Linked DNA regions of Homo sapiens: region 2 is linked to region 1. Evidence: read pairs that join two places in POLR2A ChIA-PET (ENCODE). Cell type or tissue: PC-3. All regions are shown on one strand. Links, peaks and the distances in the headings refer to the core of each region. The heading gives the core; the rest is flanking DNA. Region 1 has its middle 450 kb from the start of HINT1. Region 2 has its middle 580 kb from the start of CHSY3-AS1.

The links. Peaks named below come from ENCODE experiments on the same cell type or tissue, not always from the same donor. Only the 100,000 strongest peaks of a DNase experiment are listed, where the experiment ranks them.
Region 2: POLR2A ChIA-PET joins it to region 1 with 8 read pairs; 2 of 35 experiments call an interaction of 5 or more read pairs at or near these places.

What each region holds. Positions count from the first base shown.
Region 1 is chr5:130,705,078-130,715,896 of GRCh38, reverse strand. No RefSeq gene overlaps it. Among named protein-coding and RNA genes, the nearest start is that of HINT1, 450 kb to the left of the region's middle. In PC-3, for the core only: no CTCF peak of the experiment used is centred there; a DNase peak (open chromatin) is centred at 5,146; H3K27ac peaks cover 7,716 bases.
Region 2 is chr5:130,479,077-130,489,895 of GRCh38, reverse strand. No RefSeq gene overlaps it. Among named protein-coding and RNA genes, the nearest start is that of CHSY3-AS1, 580 kb to the right of the region's middle. In PC-3, for the core only: no CTCF peak of the experiment used is centred there; no DNase peak of the experiment used is centred there; H3K27ac peaks cover 1,334 bases.

The DNA.
Region 1 (10,819 bases), core at 1,143-9,142:
GTGCATTTCAAAACAGGGTTTTCAGGACCTCAGCAAGTCCAATATGTATCAGGGCCGAGCCTCAGGGATCATACCAGGGTGCAGTTATGCTTTCCCAGCTGACTCTGTCTGCCTCAATGTCACATGGGGCCAGGAATATTCCTGTGATTTTAAGTGTTGTGGTGAGGCATGAGTCATCTGTGAATGCACTTTTTAGGGTCTGAAGGTCCTATGAGGTATTACCCTTGAGAAAGACTGGAGAAAGAAAGGCTAGGGCTAGGAGTTGACCACTGCCACCCATGTCCAGGCCCTACCAGCAAAGTCATAGGCTCATCACGGGTCATTGCACATGCCTACCTGTGCCTTGGTATGGCTAGAGCCTGGATCCAAACCTCTGGTCAATGTTGGGCAAAAGAGATCACCAGAGATTGGGCAAGCTATGCTCTGAGGAAACTTCTGATGACAGCTCTGCCTGTGGCTACACTTGCTCACTTCTTTTTTGTTTTTAGATAGGGTCTTGCTTTGTCACCCAGTTTAGAGTACAGTGGTATGATCCTAGCTCACTGCAGCCTCAAACTCCTGCCTCAGCTTCCCCAGTAGCTAGGACTAAACTGGTATGCACCACTGCACCTGGCAAATTTAACTTTTTTGTAGAGATGGGGTCTCGCTATGTTGCCCAGGCTAGTCTTGAACTCCTGGCCTCAAGTGACCCTCCCTCCTCAGCCTCCCAAAATGCTGGGATTATAGGTATGAGCCACTATGCCTCACTTTTACTGGAAGATACTTAAGGAGGAAAAGGAAGGAACCTCTTGATTTCCTATCGCTGTCTCTTCTCTTCTTATCTCCCCCATTTGCAGCTTCTCTGGGATTTAGAAAATAACCAAGTAGAGATTTGCCTTAAACAATTGGCTTATTTTTCTTTGATTTATTAAGGAATAGGAGGGAGATTGTGATGATGGTGGGAGGAGTGAAATGTGAAGAAAATTAACCTTTGCATCCCTACTGGATGTCAGACCTTTTGCATACAGTCTCTTATTTTGGTCTTGTATCACCTATGCAAGGTAAGCATTCATTCCATCATCCATTAATTTATTGAGTGCTTATTATGTTCCAGGCAGCATTCTAGGGGCTGATCATTAATATCTCCAATTAAAGATGAAGAAAAAAATCTGAGAGAGACTAAAAAACTTGCTCCAAGTCGTGCAATTAATCAGTGGAGAAACAGAATTCAAGTCCAGGACAGGTCCACTGGGTCTGATGATTTCTTCTTTGCAGGTGGGAGGCAGTTATTTTTAAGAGGTTTAATAAGGAGTTTAATAAGGTTAACTAGACCAGTTTCTCCTTAATGATTAATGCTGAAAGTATATCTCCACATAATTTGTGTGGAACCAAAGCGGGAATGTGTGGAGACTGTTACTGCTCCCTTTCCTGCTTTGTTTTCAGTTTCCTTCTGTATCACCTCTATTTTTCTGACTCCTCTCCCCTCCATCATTCATTCCCTCCCCTTTGATGTGGACAAGTCATGAACTCTTGATCTTATGTAGAGTACTTTGCAAGCTCAACTTCAAAGACCTCTTCCAACCACATATTGACCACTAAACCCTTCTCAGGTAGAAATTTGGAGCTTCTGTGGTCAGTTCCTTTGGAAGCTTCCTTAGGATTCAGTGTAAATAAAGCTCCATATCTAAGATTCCATTCAGAACAAAGTAAAAATAATTTTTAATTTGTTGGATGTTTGAAGGATCCTTCTATTGCCATTTTTATCTGTAATAATACTATGGTTTGTGACATGATGTGTGGAGACTTTAGAGACGACTTTTCAGCTTATTTTGTAGAAGAAAGTATAAAATGTTTTGTTCAGTGTTCTTAAATTTTTAAATTTAAACCTTTCATGCATTCAATTGGTTTTGGGTATTACTTAGTGGCTACTCTTTGTGGCTGAAACCCATTTTATCACAATTTTATAATGGGTTATTTATTCAGGATTTAGAAGAATAGACCTATTGCTTAGGCATATCGATTGACACAGTAATAAAGTCAGTCCTTCAGATTGGTAACTTTAAAAATTTATTTTATGATTTAATGGGAGTTTCTTAACTATTCTGTTTTATTTTAATGGACAGTCATATCAAGAACAGCTCTGGTAATGTAATTCACAACCAGTTCTTCCATTATGAATCGGATGAATTTTTTATGGCTTTCAGAAACGAATCTCTACCCATGAGACACTTATAATGGTAAAAGAATGAATGAAAATTCAGTCTTCTCAAAGCAATGAAGCAATGCAGGAGTAGAACAAAACAATATAATAAAGTCAAGAAGCTTCCTTAACTTTTGCTTAACAAAGGTTTAAGTTTAGCTGTTACATATGAGAAAAGGCTTATGAAAAAAAAATCACTGCTTCCTAATTTAGTAAAAGACAGATAAGACCATCTACCTCAGCTGGAAACTTGCTACAAGTGACACTTCAGGTTTTTAAAATAATCTTTCAGAAAAAAATACATTTTCTCACTACTTTCACACAGAAAGAAACAGACAGGTAGTGAAGCATTTCCTGCCTGTTTTCCTTGATTTTGCAAACTGAGTGAATCTCTCTGTCATGCTTTTGTCTCCATATCCGACAAACAGTGCTTGTATTATTGCTAATTATTTTCTTCTCCAGACCTCCTTTACTTCTGTAAGAAATATAGACCTCCCACTTAACTATTCACAAATTCCCCATAAGGGCATCTAAAATATTATCATTGAAGTTGCATAGCACTGTTTTCTGTTATGTAATTCTAAGAATGCTAAACCCTGTTTGAATACTATGATATAAATTGTTTACAGATAAAAGTAACACATTTGAAGATTTTGAAATGAACATCTTTCTATAACCAAGAGGAAAATATTTAAGAGATTGTTGCATATCTATTGCAGTATCAGAGAATTTAGATTCAAATCATTTTTTTATTGACATGGAAGAATTTTTGCCTTTCATTCACAAAATAGGGTAAATGAAATCTAAAAAAAGGAATAAAAATTTTACTTCCTAGAAGAGTTAAACTAATCTTTCTTATCTAAATTTTCCCTATTTGGAGTATTCTCTATGGGGTTTGACTTTAATCAGTAGAAATTCTAAATTTACAACAAGGTAGTTTTGGGGATGTCATCAGGTGACCTATAGGAAGAACACTACATCTGCATTTACATTTCGGGTTGCCCATTTTTCAGGATAAATGAGGAGAGTTTGGGATGGGGAGTAGAGACAGCAGTGAGTCCCTCAGTTGACATCTCACTGCCTCTTACTGTGACCTTTGGCTGCAGCTGAATTGTTTTTTTAAGTTCCTACAGTAAACAGAATTAATATTTAAGCTGCTTGCTGAATGAAGTAATAAAATACATCCTTGATGTGTTGTTTTATGGCATGGGCCACTGAGATGTTTATACAATGCCAAATGACTTACAAAGGGATTTTTTTGAGGTGAACATCCCTTTAGGTAAGATAAATCACTATGCTAAAACAAATAAACAAATAAAGGTTTACTATAGACCACTTCTAAACTACCTTTCCTATATCTCACTCCTTACTGTCTACAAAGAATCCTGTAGAAGAGGGTATTGGAATGGTTGTGTAAAATCAATAGTAATTAGTCCTGGATACAATACACTGGAAAAGACACACAAGTGAACATGTATGTGTGTACACAGGTATGTATAATATATGTGTTCTCTTCATCTATATAAAATATAAAATATTAAAGATATGCATATCTGAATGTATATATGGGTACATGTCTGTAATATTTTGTAAATATAAAAATTACTTTGTACCAACATGAGCTGTGTTTAGTTGTTTCACTGACTTAGACAACCAGTCTCTCAGAAATGAGGATTCACTTGTTTAATTTCTATAGTTGCTAAGATAATACCATACACAAACATTTACTGCATAGTTGATGACAACTACCCTAAGAAGTAGGGTTTTCTCTGTGTCTTTGTGAATGCTATTCTTCCTTGAGTGGTTTTTCTCCCTCTTACCTCTACCTTCTTTGTGCTGTCTTCCTGGGTCACAAAACAACATTGACGTTCCTTTATGAATTTCAAAACCACTTGTAATTTAGACCAGTACTACTCAAAATGTTCTGGAGCTGCTATGCAAACTGATACCTGCCCACCACAATTAGGGAGGTACAGGAATTGAGGGTAAACAATTAGGAACTTTTGGAGCAATTTGACTTTACTGAGATATCCAAGCAGAATCTCTCATAACTTCTTATTGTATTTTATAATATATTGGTCTACTATAGATCAGAAATTAAAAAAAGACAAACATGAAAAAAAAACACCTTGGACTTTCACCACAGATGGTTTGAGAAGCAATGATCTATGTGACTGTTTCTTGAACCTGACTACATATCAAAGTTCCCCGGAGAAACTTCTTAAAAAGCACAAGATGGATAGTGACTGGAGCTAGGCTCTGTTAAAAAAAAACTATCCAGGTTATCTTGATGCACATCATGTTTGCAATGTCATTTGAACCATATCTGTTTAATTGCTGCAGCTAATTACATCAAGACTCATCAATTTTTGATGATTCTAGTAGAATTGGATGCCATGTGAGCATTGATCTTGTCCTCACTGCTATGCCTTCAGCACTAGACTTATAATTGATACACAGTAAGTGATTAAAAATTCTGGATAAATGAGTGAATGCATCATGTCTTCATTTTGTGGCCTCTAATAGATTCTTGGGATGTAAAAGAACTCATTTTATATACATATGCAAATTTAAAACCTTCTATAATAAGTCTGACATCACCTGTGTCCTCTCTGTGTTTGTGTTATCAGCAAGTGAATTTCTCAGTACTCCCACATCACAAACCCCAATTACCACTCCATATGTTTCCCAAATTAGTAGCTAATAGCGTTTTCCCAGGCGAATGTATCTAGAAATACCCAGGGATTCACTGCTATACCTAAGTCAGCAATGGTTCATCTTTCTCCTTGCTGTGGAGGAGAACTTGACCAGAGGAGTCCACTTCCCCTGGCCCGGCAGCTTCTTGCATGGGAAACTAGCTGCTCCTGCTGCTACTTGGCTGATGATTTACCCTATAGCACATTTTATCTTTACGTAAACACACAAAGTCCTTTCACGTCTTTGTTCCTGTTCCCATGCCATGACTCCTTCCTGGAATACCATTCTTTTATTCTTACTCACTAAATAAGCTCTTCTACTCCTTTTCTTCGGGCCCCCTTCCTCTGATTCAGCTGAGAAACAACTACTGTCTGTCTCCATCAAAGCTAATTTTCTGCCTCCTGTTTTCCCACCATACTTTGCCATTCTAGACATCTGTTGCATATCATTTTTTCTGTTACTTAACTAATGCATCAGTCTTCATTCATTCTCCTCCCAGACTATACTCCTCCTGGGTTCAGAGCATATCTCATTCATTTCTGTGTTACCTTTGCTTATCTCAGTGCTGGCTTCAGAGTAGATACTTCAGAGATGCTATTTAAATCAGAGTTAGGGTAGTTAGAATAGGAGAGAATGAGGACTCTATGGTGCTCAGGTGCCATGCATCCTGCAAAGAGAACATGAAAGGACATTTTTTTTTCCTTCAATAATTACATGGACTCCTTCAGTGATCCCTGTGTCTGTTGGGCCTTGAGTAATTACCTGCAATCTCTGTCTTTGTGAGGCTATTAATTAAATTCCTTTCGGTGCCCCAAAAGTGGACATTTCTTGTCTGTATCCTTTTGTTCTGTCCACACAGGAATACTGCTGCTGAATTCAGTCTCTTCCAAGTTCAATAAAAGAAATACATTTTCTTTCAGTATTCCTCTCTTTGCTACAATCTGGACATAGGTTCCTTTATTTTGTCAAGATAATGGATATTAAAAAATAACAGCCAATATATTATTTTGTTACTAATAGTCCCTTTAGCACTTGAGTTATAAACCTTTTGGAGGCTCAGTGATTCTGTTCTCTTTATAAGGGGGATTTCTTTTTGTTCTTTCTGTCCATCAAGACAAACAGATTTCCTCTCTGATGTGCTTTTATATCCAGTTCACCCTTGCACTGGGGATATAGCCTTCTGGAGTGCCAACTGCATATGGAGTCTTCTGTTCGATTCTGCATCTTGTAGGAGCTAGGATTAATCTTTGGCTCACTGTTCCTGTCATAACATCAGAACAGATACTCAGGGACACCAGGCTCAGCAGATGCCTCCAGGTGAAAGTCAGGTGGGTTGGTGAACACTTACCTATCCCTATGCAATGTTCTTTCACTTTATTTTTTGGCTTCTGATTATTGATTAGTTTCTTGCCAGCTGAGGGAAGAACTGATATGCATTAATATTTACTTTCTAGAACTTTAATTTCTTTCAGTGAGTATGACATCTGGGGGGGCGTCTAGGATATCACATACATAGACCCAGAAGCCTAAGCATATTTTCTCAGTGTACTACTTTAGATAATTTTTATAGATAATTTGAATGGCAGTCCAACTACCTTCTTGGGATGGAAGAGGGAAACATACTTAAGAACAGAACATAAATTTGCATGTCAAAACTTATTTGGCCTTAAGAATAATTGTAAAATGAATGAGAAAATGGTACAAGAGAGCAACATAAGGCTTAGAAATTTGAGAGTAAATGCACTTTGTCCAAAAACATAAATAAATAAAATAAAGGTTAGGGAAAAAATCTTTATTATTTGTGGGTGATGAGAACCTTTCATTAAATCCTTCTTTGGTGTTTTTGAAATCTTTGCATTTTTATTTAAACGTGGGTTGAATTTGTCATATACATGAATTGCTACAAGTTTTTCTTATTGCTTCTCTTTTCAACAGACTTTCTCTTCTTGATGCTGCTGTCTTATTTTTTCAAATCTTCAACTTCCTTTTAGTTGATTCTGCTTTAAATTAGTCTCCCAATCTGTTTCCTTCTCTCTCCCCATAGGTTTTTTTTTTTCCCAATTCTTCCTCTGACTCACAAACATACGAGACAGACATCTTGCTCACAGACTTTTCATTCTTTCCCTCCCCTTATCTCTGACATTTTTCTTCTACTCTTTTTACGTGAAAGAACTATTTTTTACAGAAATGTTTCTTCTCTTTTTCAAATTTTTGAAAAATTAGGCAGCATATGAAGAATCTTGGAAACCTGAAAATAAGTGATTAAAAGCTTGCTGAATAATAGTTATTTTTAAAATGGAGAATGCCTGAAAAAGCAAAGATCTCTCTAGTTTCACCAAAATGGGCAGAGTCAATAGGATTCTCTATGTTTATTTAAATGTAAATGTGAAGGTGATAGAAATGAAGATCTAAAGCAATGGTAGGAGAGAAAGGTTATGGGACACAATCGGTAATTATAACTAACAATCACATAAATTGAAATGGGTAATTTTACAGGCTTCTGAAAAGATTTAAAAGGATGGATTGTTGCATAAGCCGAAGGTAAAAATGACTGGGCTAATGTCTTTGGTCCCCTTTAAGAGTAAAAGCATTCCTAAGAGCAAAATGTAGTGATAAAAAAACAATGATTTTGTGGAATGTTCTGTATGAATATCCACATGTTCATGGTACTTTGCAGGTCACCACATGATTAACATTTAATGTTCACAACAATGCCAGTTCTTGCCCTCTCTATTTTTAAGGTGGGGAAACTGAGGCTTAGACCTGTTAGACAACTTTCCCTGGATCACGCAGCTGGTAGGTGGAAGTACCAGTATTCAAACACAGGTGGGCCATATTCTGAGGTCTGATTTCTTAACGAAAATGTTGCCTCAACTGTATAACCTAAAACCAAGGTAGGAAAGAAAATGGCAACCTGTGTGATTGCAGTGATCTTTTGTTGTGTTTTTAAAAAGAAGATTCCTTACATACCATATTCAAACTTCAATAAATCTTAAAGAAAATTTTGTCAGTCCTCATTCCATAGACAAGGAACATAATTCTCAGAGAACGGAAGGAACTAGCTCAAGTATGTCATTGGTTTTTGTGGGATGATAACCCCAATCATTCCACTGGCACAACCTCGACTCCTAAATTCAACTCTCTACTCTCTGTTCCCACCCACAAATTATCTTCCCCACTGATTTCTCACAAGACTTCTAATTCTTTTGTATTAAGGTACTGTGTATTCAGAAATCCTCCACTAACATGCGATTGTGTTGCCCAGAGGGAATATCACTATTGTTATTGTTTTTCTCTGGGTTTTCTTCAGACAGCTTCTTTTCGACTATCCAGCAGAAAGGAGCAGAGGAGTAGGTTCTGGACCAATTCTAACCCCCTTACTCACAGATGTTCTGCCTTGGGAAAAAAAAATATACAGTTGCTCTCTCAATGGGCAGGTTATTTGTGTTCCAAATTGTTCATGAGCATTAAGAACATTGTAGATTAATGAATGGTAGTATCTTAAGTGCAGGCATTGTACTATTTGGTGTATATGTTAATATTGAAGAGATTTTTGTTGTTGTTTTTACAAACTATACAGGTGAAGGTTCATCCTAGTCAATCTCTCTTGGTGACAGTATAGGGAACTGGAGCATTCATATTCAGAGAAAACTCTGAAATGAGTCCACAAAGAATTCTGCTTTCCAAGGACACAGAACCCTGTAATTTGAAGGCGAGTATAGAAAGTTGTGAAGCAAGTGACATATACCATTGATTTCCTCTGGCATCCTTATGCTTTCCAAACTTCACTGCACTCCTAAAGTTGTCTTTTTTTCTATTGTGGCTGAGGATTGCATCCATATACCTAGTAAAAACTCATGCTGTCAAAAGGAGAGCTGCTCACTGTGAGACTCTTTCATTAGGCTTTTTGGATAGACAAAGGCATTTCCTGATCAATGAAACATCTTGACAAACAATTCTGACGTATATAACAAAACTTTCATCACAGTCAAAACCAGAGGGGGACGATTCAACTTTTACTGAAACTGCATCAAGGAATTAGCAATTTAGCATTTTTCTTGAACTACTGAGGTGAAATAATTTACATGATGAGCAAAGGAGTAGCTTAAACAATGCTCTCCCTTAGGAACTATGAGCGCCAACAATACTGCAAAAACAATACGTACTGACTCATATTTCTGCAGATTCCAGCATAGTAGATTTCTTCATAATCAAAATGCAATTGAATCGTTATACCTCATGTTACTCTACAGATGCCTATGAATTATTTTCTGCTACCAGGAAATTGTTAAATAGTCTAAAGCACTGTGATTTTGCACTCATCTTTCATAGCTATTCTTCAGGGAGAACAGGGTCTTGGCTTCCTTTGGAGGCAGCAAGGCTCAGGCACTGAGTTCTGTGTTTGTGGTTCTCCTGAGAGCTGCCTCTGAGGAGCTGTGAAATTATCCCCACCTATTCCTAATTTGAAGAGTAAAAGCCTCATTGTTGATTTCACATCTTTTACATTGGCTAGGGCACGGCTTTATCAGAGTGTGCTCTCTTCCTCAGTATGTTGGAATAGTGGGGTAGGAAGAGAGAGGTTAGAAGAGGAAAATTGCATCAGTAATTGCAAGTATACCATATGAGTGTACGCTTTATTTCTTCTCGTAGTTTAAAACAACTTCTTACTTTAGTTTCTCTTATTTTAAGTACAAATCCACAAGTTTGCCTTCATCCTATTGCAGATGTGCTTAGGGCAATTAAAGGACCCCATCTGAAAGCAAAGAGTATAAATATAGGCACTTACAGACAAAAAGTGTATAATTGTTTTTTGTGATTCAGGTAAAGAGGAATAATTTGCCTTTGAAAAAAATCTCAATCTCACTGTAGAGTGTACTTAATAAATATTTTTTTCTTTCTTCTATTATTCCTTTTTTCTTTTATTTAAAAATGTTTTATTTCCCTCCTTATGATGAGTCATCGGCCATAAACTATTATTTTATTTTATTACAAGTTATTATACATGTTATTTATATAAATGGCAATAGATTAAAAACTCTACATATATAATTAAAATCTTGCTGAATAATCAAGATTCTGAAGACTTTTATTTCCAAAGTAAGGAAAACTGAACAATTTGAAAAATCTTGGTCTAGAATTCATATAACTATAGCTTTGGGATCACAACCCCTGATTTTTAGAAACTTTTCCCTGCTTTCTTTTCACAATCTTTTACCACTTCCTTCTACATCAAGCTGGCCTTTTATTTTAATGGGTTTTCCAGAGGGAACTCAGTGAAATAGAGGCAAATATTATTGGACATGATTTTAGTTGACAACTTCGCAGTATTGGTGTACTTTATGTTGTTACCTAATAGAACAAGAATAGTCAATTTAACAAGGTTTTTCTATATTATTTCATTTTAATATGGAAAAACCTGTGACTCATTACCAAGGTTTTGGGTAAATATTAAACCAAGGAGGCAGGAGGCAGTTAAAGAGGTATGGATTCTGGTTTTGCCAAGATGGTGAAATAACACGAATTGCAGGCTCTATGCCTCAACATAAACTTTGGAGAAATTATAGAAGCAAAAGGAAACTATGGATTCATGAAACTAACAAGGGAGAAATCTCCTGGAAGACAGAAGACTGTCTGTGAACTGGTTTGCACAGGATAGTTGGTTTGTAGTAGCCTGGGGCACAACAAGGCAGAAGTGGTAAATGAGAGAATGAGGGAACAACAGTGGATCTCCAATGATGTCCTCAGATCAGGAGCATCAGCATCACCTGGGATCTTACTGGAACTGTAAACTATTGGCTTATCCCAGACATACTGAATAAGAAACTCAGGGTAGGGCCCAATAATCTGTGTTTAAACAAGCTTTCCAAGTGATTCTCATACATGCTAAAGTTTGAGCAGAGAAAGGGTTTTATTTTTATTTATTTATTTATTTATTTATTTTTT
Region 2 (10,819 bases), core at 1,723-9,722, 230 kb after region 1:
ACTTTAAATATATTATGCCACTCTCTCCTGACCTGTAAGGTTTCCATTGAAAAGTCTGCTGCCAGGTGTATTGGAGCTCCATTGTGTTATTTGCTTATTTTCTCTTGCTGCTTTTAAGATCCTTTGTCTATCCTTCACCTTTGGGGTTTTTAATATTCAATGTCTTAAAATAGTCTTCTTTGGGTTAAATCTGCCAGGGGTTCTATAACCTTCTTGTACTTGGATATTGATGCATTTTTTTGGTTTGGGAAGTTCTGTTATCCCTTTGAATAAACTTTCTACCCCTATCTCATTCTCTACCTCCTCTTTAGGTTCAATAACTGAGATTTACCCTTCTGAGGCTATTTTCCAGGTCTTGTAGGCATGCTTCATTCTTTCTTTCTTCTTTTTCCTTTGTCTCCTCTGACTGTATATTTTCAAATAGCCTATCTTTAAGCTCACTAATTCTCTCTTCTGCTTGATCAATTCTGCTATGAAGAGACTCTAATGCATTCTTCAGCATGTCAATTGCATTTTCCACCTCCAGAATTTCTACTTGATTCTTTTTCATTATTTCAATCTATTTTAAAAACATTATCTGATAGAATTCTGAATTCCTCCTCTGTGTTTTGAATTTCCCCTTGAGAGCTATTTTGAATTCTCTGTCTGAAAGGCCACATATCTGTGTTTCTCCAGGACTGGTCCCTGATGCTTTATTCATTTGGTGAGGCCATGTTTTTGTGGATGACCTTAATGCTTGTAGATGTTTGTCTACATCTGGGGATTGAAGAGTTAGGCCTTTATTGTAACCTTGGGAGATTACAATAAAACTCTGGGTTTGAGCTTATTCACGCCCATTCTTCTTGGGAAGGCTTTCCAGGTATTCACAGGAACTTGGGCCCTGAACCCAATAATGCAGTTCTTGTAGACTCATAAAGGTACTACGTTGGTGTTCTTGGATAAGATCTGGAAGAATTCTCTGGATTACCAAGCAGAGACTCTTGTTCTCTTCCTTTACTTTCTCCTAAGAAATGGAGTCTCTCTGTGCTGAGCTGCCTAGAGCTGGGGGTGGGTGACACTAGTATCCCTTGGCCACGACTACTGTGACTATGCTGGGTCAGTCCTGAAGCCAGCACAACAGTGTCTCACTGAAGGCCCACTGTAACCACTACCTGACTACCACCTAAGTTCATTCAAGGCCCTAGGGCTCTATGATAAACAAGTGGTACAACCAGCCAGGTTTGTGTTTCTCCCTTCGTGGCGTCAAGTTTCTCTAGGCCTTGGGTGGGTCAGGTTTGTGTTTCTCCCTTCATGGCAGCAAGTTTCCCTAGGCCCTGGGTGGGTCTAGAGATGCTTTCTAGAAGCTGGAGATTAAAATCTAAAACCTCAGAAATTTACCTAGTGTTCTAGTCTACTGGAGCTAAGCTGGCACTTGAACCACAAGACAAAGTCCTTTGCACTTTTCCTTCCCCTTTCTGCATGCAGAAGAACTTCTCCCTGTGGCCGTCACCACTACCAGCCCATGGGGGGTTCTGCCAGGTCACCACCAATGTTTACTTAAAGACCAAGTCTGTCTGAAGATAGCTTGTGATGAATGCTTCCAGGCTGGGGACTCACCCTTTGGGCCAGGGAAGATCTAAAAATGCTGACCAAGAGCCTAGATCCGGAATAAAAAACCCCAAGAGTCTGCTGTATCCCACTGTGCTCTACCCCACTGTTGCTGAGCTGGTACCTAAGGTACAAGACAGAGCCCCCTTCACTTTTCCCACTGCTTTTCTCAAATAGGAATCTTTCACCATAGCCACCACAGCTTGGAATGTTCTGGGTCATACCTGAAGCCAGTATGTCTCAGAGCCCAATGCCCATGACATATTACCTGGGTATCACTGTTGGTTATTCAGAGCCAAGGGACTCTTTATTCAGCAGTTGATAAATTCTGCCAGGTCTTTGCTGTGACAGGGCAGCACTTAATTCAATATAAAATCCCCCAGTCACTGCCTATCCATCTCCCAAGTGCAAAAATTTCTCCCCACTGAGCAACTGCTGTGAGGGGTTGGAGGGTTAGGGGGTAGGGTGGACAGGCACACCTTTGCTGCCTCAGCTGGGGTCTCCATAGGTCACATGTCACCCCAGTCCACTGGCTGTGTGTCCAGCACTAGGGCTTGCCAAGGAATTGCAGTCCTTGTGGCCTAGACTGCCCCTCAAGTTCACTTAGGGTCCCAAAGCACTCTGGCCCACAATGGCGAGGCTTGCAGGAAGTCAAGCTCCAATTGCTTGGATGAGCAATTCCTCTCTGTCTAGGGCTGGCCCAAATGCTCCTTCTGTGGTTGGATGTCAGTGGAATACAGCCTAGTTCTGCTTTTCACTGGGACAGGACAGCACTGAGTTCAATGTAAAGCCTCACAAATGCTGTGCTCTCCCTGTCCCAAGCACAGAGAATCTCCACTGGCATTGCCTCTGCCAGGAGATGGGGGTTGGGTGGCAGCTGTGCTTTAAGACTGTCTTTCCTGCCCTCTCCAATGACTCTTTCAATGACATGAAGTTAAAACCAGGTACTGTGATTACTCTCCTGATTTTTAGTTCTTGTAATGGTGCTTTTTGAGTGTAGTTGCTAAAATTTAGTGTTCCTGCAGGGGGAATGAATGGTGTAGGCTTCTAGTCCATCATCTTTCTCTGCCCTTCACAATTATGTTTGATAGTAGTTACTATTATGCCAATTTTACAGAGGAATAAGCCAAATTTAAGAGAAGTCAAATAACTTGTGTAAGATAACAACCCTTATTAGTGGTAGTTTCAGGATTCAGTTATCTGATGCCAAAATCTACAGTCTTAATTTGTTTTCAAGTAGCAATAATCATACATTGGCAAATCTGTTGATTTAAAAAGCTGCTTTTAACACAGACACCAACCCTATACAATTTTCTTCTAAACCACCAGCATTCATTTACATTTTATATATAACCTTGAATTTCATTGCAATATTTAAACAGAGACTAGTGGATATTAAAATTCTGTCTGGAGTGTTAAAAATCTAGTAGATTAAGGATCAAAGTAGCCAATTTTGGAGAACTGTATCTTTGTACGTGGCATTTTTTTCCAAGGGTAGAATTACTTAGAACTTGCAAGATTGCATAGGCAGAGCATTCATGAAATGCAAAAGAGGCAGTTTACTTGTCTCTTACAATTTGTATTAAGAAGATAATGGTAGTAATGAAAAATTGTTAAAACCCTTAACATCAAGTACATCCCTGAATTGCTTTTATAAATATGTTTTTACCTTGGCAACTGGCCAGGCAATTGCTACTTTATATCCCTAGTCAATATTAGCCCAAATGTACAGTAAATGGAATATTCTATTTTAGAAATAGCAAAGTGATGAAATGGCATCATAGGAAATGCATAAAAATTCCATTTTAATAAGCTAAATCATCCATAGACTGCTAAAGAGAAGAAAGGTGAATGACTTATGTCTATAAAATATTTTCAAATTAAATGAATATGATATGTTGTAGGAATTAACTTTCTTTATTGCAGTTTTATCCTGCATTTAGGAGAATCTGATTTAAATCAGAAATAAAATCTACAGATACACCCCCACACACGCGTATTTCAAACACTGGCTGTTCCCTTAAACACTTCTGCATGGCTGGCTCCTTCTTCTGTAAGTCTTTGCTTCAGTATTATCTTCTCAGTGGTATTTTCTCTAACCATTCCATTTAAAATTGAACATTTTTTTCTCTTACTCTCCCCTAGCACTCCCTGTCTATTTTTCAAGTTTTATTTATCTGCTTAATATTGACTACTTCTGGCATCTAATTTATTGTTTACCCCTCCCCAGAAAAATGTAAACTTTCATGACAGCAGGAAGCTTCTCTATTTTGGTCACCTGTCCTAGAGCACTGCCTGACATATAATATATACTCAATATAATACTGACATTCTCACATATTTTAAAGATTCTTTTAAACTTAAATGTATTTTATGGTTTTTCTTTGACATAGGACTTATTTGGCACTTTACCTTTCAAAGTATGTGTAGGATAACTCATTTTGTTATCAATTTATATCTTAATTTGTTGTTGCAAAACAATGCAATCAATAATACAGCTTCTTTGAAAGCATCACTTCACTTATGACTTCATTTGTTTTTCCTTTTTTGAGATGGAGCCTCGCTGTGTCACCCAGGCTAGAGTGAAGTGCCGCCATCTCGGCTCACTACAACCTCCGCCTCCCGGCACTTCTCCTGCCTCAGCCTCCCGGGTAGCTGGGACTACAGGCATGCGCCACCACGCCTGGCTAATTTTTGTATTTTTAGTAGAGACGAGGTTTCACCATGTCAGTCAGGCTGGTCACGAACTCCTGACCTCACGATCCGCCTGCCTCAGCCTCCCAAAGTGCTGAGGTTACAGGCGTGAGCCACCGTACCCAGCCATTACTTAATATTTAGGCAATTTTTCTATATGTTCCATATGTACTTGAAAATAATCTTTATTTTCTAATTTTTCAGCACGTAGTTCCATACACCTGTCTAGCTATTTTCAAATCTTCTGTGTACTTACTGATTATTTTGTCTCCTTCATCTATCAATGACCAAGATAAATGTATTTAAAATTTCTCAGCAAATATCAAATGGTGGATTTGTTTATTTCTCCTTATATCTGTTTTGTATGTCTTGATCAATTTAACATGATCATATCTTTAGAAGATTGAATTATACCTTCTAAAATTTTATGGTGATACTTAATTTCTAGTTGCATTTTTGCCTTTTAATGTGCATTACTCATAATGGCCAAGATATGGAAACAACCTAAGTGTTCATCAACAGATGAATGGATAAAGAAAATGTGGTGTATATAAAAAAGAATTATTATTCAGTCTTAAAAAAAGAAGAAAATCCTGCCATTTGCAAAAGCATGGATGGAATGGGAGGACTTTATGCTAAGTGAAATAAGCCAGCCACAGAGAGAAAAATACTGTCTGATCTCACTTATATGTGGAATCTAAAAAAACCAAAAAGTGAAATAAATAGAAACAGAGAGTAGAATGGTGGTTAACAGTGGCAAAAAGGGAAAGGAAATGGAGAGAAATAAGGTACAATTTTACAGTTAGGTAGAACGAATAAATCTAGTGACATAATGTATAGTGCAAGGAGTATTGTTAAAATATTGTAGTGTCTACTGAAAATTTGCTAGGAGAGTCGATTTTAGGAGCTCTTATCACAAAAAAGGATAACTATGGAAAATGATCAATCAATTTGTTTGATTGTAGTAATATATATGATTACATACATATGTAATCACATATATATACATATGTAATTTTTTTATTGTCTAGACTTAAGGTGTACAACATGATAAAAAAGTGATAATAAATAAATAAAATGAGCTTTCTTTATGTTAATGTTGCTACATCAGTTTTTTGTTTTGTTTTGCTTTGTTTATACTTGTCTGGTGTTTTCTTCCTTATTTTATCTTTCAACCTTCTTTTGTCCTATAGGGACAACAAAGGAGCTGTAGATTCGCAAACTTGAATGTCCTTTACTACCAGAAAGAATTAATATGACTACCAGATCCCTAGGTGACATAATTTATGCCTAGAGGAAAGTAGTGGTCTAATATGATGCCATAATACATCTTTTTATTTATATTATATATCTTCTATGCCATACTGAATGCCAGACTTTATGGTAAGCATAGGAGAATAAGTACTTGGTGAAATGAATGTATCTTATTCTCACAACAACTCTGTGAGATAGTGAAAGTGTTATCTCTGCATTACTGGTAGGGAACCTTAGGCTTCTATAGTATTTAATGATTTCTCAAGCTTATTCAGATAGCAGAAGTAGAATCGATATCTTTTTAATCTTAACCTAGGTTTCTTTTACTCCATGACAGTGCCTTTCTTTGGCATTGACTTTTCTTGAACAAGCAAATATGGGATGTGGGAGATAGTTCCAGATACATTCCAGATACATCAAGGATGTTAATATGCTAAATGTGCACTACTTATTGCAGGCTTATTGATGGAGTCACCAGGACTAAAACCATCACTAAACTGCTTTCACAGTAGCATAATAAAAATAATTAAACTAAGATGGTCATGCTAATAGAGATAGTCACAATAATAAAGGCAAGAAGGAGAAAATTACAATGTAGAAAAAATATGTTAGCCATAAATCTCTGAACATTTCCCTTGTCCATAATTCATTTTATGCATTGACATGTGTCAATTAAGTAACCAAAATGAAATATAAAGACACCAAAAAAAATCATAGTTTTAATAAGAAAATCATTGTTTTTACACTTAGTGTGTGCTCTCTCTTTTTATTTTTAAACCAGAGGTGGTTAAATGACATCTCTTCCCAGTGAATAGAAACATTTCTATTAAGTAAGCTTATCTTATGCAACAAAGTATAGAAATAGCCTTGGAGAGCTGTATATTTAAAGCAATCAATTGTGTGTTTAGTTAAGGAAATATGCCATCATCATTAAACACATGAATAGTAACAAGCCATTTCCTTAATGAATCCCTATTAAGGTACATTAAAGCCAGCTTTACAAATAGCCTTAAAATCATTTGGGCTAGCAAATTTATGCAGCCTGCCAGATTAACAGAGTCCTCAACTATGTTCCTGCTGTTACTGTGTTCTTTTTTTTTTTTTTTTTTTTTTTGAGATGGAGCCTCGTTCTGTCGCCCAGGCTGGAGTGCAGTGGCGCGATCTCGGCTCACTTCAAGCTCTGCCTCCCAGGTTCACACCATTCTCCTGCCTCAGCCTCCCAAGTAGCTGAGACTACAGGTGCCCGCCACCACGCCCAGCTAATTTTTTGTGTTTTTAGTAGAGACGGGGTTTCACCGTGTTAGCCAGGATGGTCTCAATCTCCTGACCTCATGATCCGCCTGCCTTGGCCTCCCAAAGTGCAGGGATTACAGGCATAAGCCACTGCGCCCAGCCTACTGTGTTCTAAGAAACTTACCCTCTCTCTTCAGTTTCCTCTTTTCCATTGCTGTAGCTGAAAACCTCTCCAAATCTCTCAATTTTGCTCTCAAACTCGTCTATTTATCATTTACTCTGTGATCACTATTGGGACTCTATGATGACGAGGGTCACCTGCTTAATACTCAGTTGTAGTTGGTAAACATTATCTGGGATTATAACACTATGCAACTGTACCCACAAGCTCTGTAAAATACCTAGTCTGCCACAACATTTCAGCATTGATGGAGACTGTCCCATAAACATAACCTGTGGTCATTGACATTCTTGATTTTCACTCTTAGCTTTCCGTAGACATCATTTTAGCTACATCCAAAGTTATGTGGTGTTTTGAGCCATGCTGAGATACTCAACAGGGAGAGCGAGTGCACAAAACCAATAGTTATTTATTGAGGCTCTTGTTTGGGCATAGTGCAATACTTAGTGCTGAGGTGCTAAGTGTGGGTAATTGGAAATTATGTTTAATGAACTGACCTAGTGGTATAAAGAATAATACTTTGGTTTTAAAAAGTATGCATGATATGTTGTACTTGAATAGCACCAAGGCATCCAAGGGAAAACCTGGGAAACTGAAAAATAGGAGCAGAATTATAGGCTTTCTGGGTCTTAGACTTTAATACAACTGTACAGCAGTGCTAGTAGGGGCTTCTGGAAGTATATGTTGTTTTTAAAGGAAAAATTACAGAGAATATAGTATCTAAACGTGTGAAACAATTACTTGTGAAGGGAGAAAATAAGTTATAATGCAAGAGAGTAATAATAGACCCATGGTAAGTTTACCAGAAATAGTACAGCATGGCCTAGCACTTTGTAGTGTTGTAGGAAAGAGAATGAACTCTGAAAAAAGACTTTAATATTTCTGTACCTTCATTGAACTCAAACCAGTAAAGTTGTATGGAGTAGGTATGATTATCCTTATTTTACCATAATATATGGAAAACAAGACTCATAAATATTAAAGGACTTTCACCAAGAGACTGCCAATTCGTGGTAGAACTGGAATGACCTTCTTGGAGTCCTGTTTTCTCAACATCATTACTTTCTATTCAGTTGCACTTGAAATGAGCTCAGGAGGAGGACTGAAGGACATTGCTGCTCTTTGATAAGAAACAGTAGAAAGGCCAACTAGTTTATCAAAAAGGCAGCTGTTGTATGAGGTCAGAGCATCTTGGATGACGAGACATCTTGTCTCACCTGTTCTCCATAGTGAGTCATTAGAATGGGTTAAATTTCCATGGAAAATATTATACTTGTTTTCCATATCCATCTGGTCTATAAATTGCATGTTAAGAATCGGGCAGAATCTGTGTTAAGATTAGTTGATAGATAATGTAATAAAGATTAAAATTGTTTAGCATATTAAAGTGTTCTTATTCTTTACACAAAGCAATATTTACTCCTTGTGATATGTACATTGAGACTGTCTAGAATAATATTAAGCGAAGGAAAATAACATATTTGTTTCAGATATTCAGATTATGCTCCAGAAAGACAAAAGGAATATAGATAATGTGGTTTGGGAAAGGTTTTTTTTTTTAAGTAGAATAATTGACAGAATACTTAAAGTGTACAATCTAATAAGTTGTGACATCTGCATAGATCTGTGACATCACCACCATAATCAAGATAACGAACATATCCGTCATCCCTAAAAGTTTCCTTGTACACCTCTGTAATCTTCTCTTACTCTCATTCCTATCCCTAGGCAAACACTGATTTGCTTTCTGTCACTGTACCTTAAATTGCACTCCCTAGAATTTGTATAAATAGAGTCATACAGTGGGTACTCTTTTCTTGGTGGGGGACAGTGTGTGTCAGGCTTCTTTCACTGAGCATAATTATTTGGAAATCCATCCCAGTTTGTAGCATATATTAATAGCTCATTAGTTTTAATTACTGAATAGTGTATCTGGATATGCCACAGTTTGTTTATCCATTTAAATGTTTATGAACATTTGAATTTCATGCACTTTTGATTATTACAAATATAGCTGCTATGAACGCTTATGTACAAGTCTTTGTATAAACATATGCTTTCATTTCTCTAGGGTACCTTCCAAACTGTTTTCCAAACAGGTTGTATCATTTTACATCCCTATGATTATTAAAATTACATTTAGGTAACAAGCTTTATAAATATAAAGATTATGCACTATAAAGGTGTTATAAACTGTAATATAGATTAATTATAAAAATGTATTGGATCTATCTTTATTTTGAATAAATATTAAAGTACAATGCAATTGATATAGAAATATTCACTATTTGAGCATCATTCATTGCTAATAGTTTTTAATTTTGAAAAATTTCCCAACCTTTTTAGCTTTTCAAATTGAATGTTCACATATGAAAAGATGTTCCATATCACATGACAGACTCTTACAAAACTAAATATGCTCTTATTATATAATCCAGAATTCACACTCTTTGATACTTACCTAAAGGACTTGAAAACTTATGTCCACACAAAAAACCTGTGCACAGATGTTTATAGCAGCTTTATCTGTAATTGGCAAAAATTGGAAATCTTCAAGACGTCCCTTGGTAGATGAATGGATAAATCAACTATGATACATTCAGACAACAGAATATTATTCAGTGCTAAAAAGTTGAGCGATTAAGCCATGAAAAAACATGGAGGAAATTTAAATGTATATTTCTAAGTGAAAGAAACCAATGTGGAAGGCTGCATATTAACTATATGACATTTTGGAAAAGGCAAAACTATGGAGACAGTAAAAAGATCAGTGGTTGCCAGGGTGTAGGGAGAGGGAGGGATGAATATAATGAGCACAGAGGATTTTTAGGGTAGTTAAAATACCATTATAAAGTTCTTTTTAAAGATGGCAGATTGGAGACAGTGTTAGTGTGCCTCTCCCATTTGGAAGGACAGAATAGTGGGTAGAGATTCACACTGTGAATATTTTTTCCAAGAACCAACACAGGAGCTTAACAGGAAAACCAAAAGAATCCACAGACCGTATAAAAGAAATGGCAGGCTGCAGCTTACTCCATGAGACAGGTGAAAAACAGGAAGTTCTTAGAGTGTGAGGTGGGGAGAGCCTGCCTGCAAGCACATATGTTCAGTGGGGATTCTGAAGCTTCAGGCCATGGGAGAAGACCTTAACTGTACCCAGAGCAGGAACGGATTTAGGGAGCAGAGCAACTCACCCTGGGACTCCTTCCAGCTCAAGGGAGGGAGGGGTCATAGTGTGAAAGAAGCTTCCAACTGAATTTTGTGATATAATCCCATAATCCCAAGTGGGGATGAACTCCTCTGAACACAACCTGGTGGGGGGAGTAGGAAGTGCGCTTCAGACACAAGTGCAGGAGCTGGACACCGAGCATTGTGGGCAGATGGGTCATGCTTGAAAGCTGTGATTGCTATCTCTGCAGGGAAGCTTATGGCCTGGGGAAGGTTTGAGTTCTGTGCACAGACTGCCTGGATCTAAACCCAGCACTTTTAACAGAGCACTGCAGGAGTGTGACCAGCCTCACGAACTGCGTGGGAGCTGGGCGAGGCTTACCGCTGCCTGCTACTCCCCATTCCCTTTGCAAACTCTCTGTGCAGCAGAGGCAGTTATACTCCCCTCTGGAATATTACCCAAGTGGCTTGAGAACCACTTACAGTGCCTCACTGGGGCCATGGCCTGCCCTACCCAAGGTGAGTCAGAGCTCAGACCCACCTAACCATGGCCTCACCTGGTGATATTTCTCCACCCATCCTGGTAATTTAACACAAAGGGCATAAAATTTTGAGAGCATTATAGCCCGCCCATCACCTGAGAAACCAGAATACTTCCCCTAGGCAACCTAGCGCAAGCTCTAATCCTACTGCTACTACTGT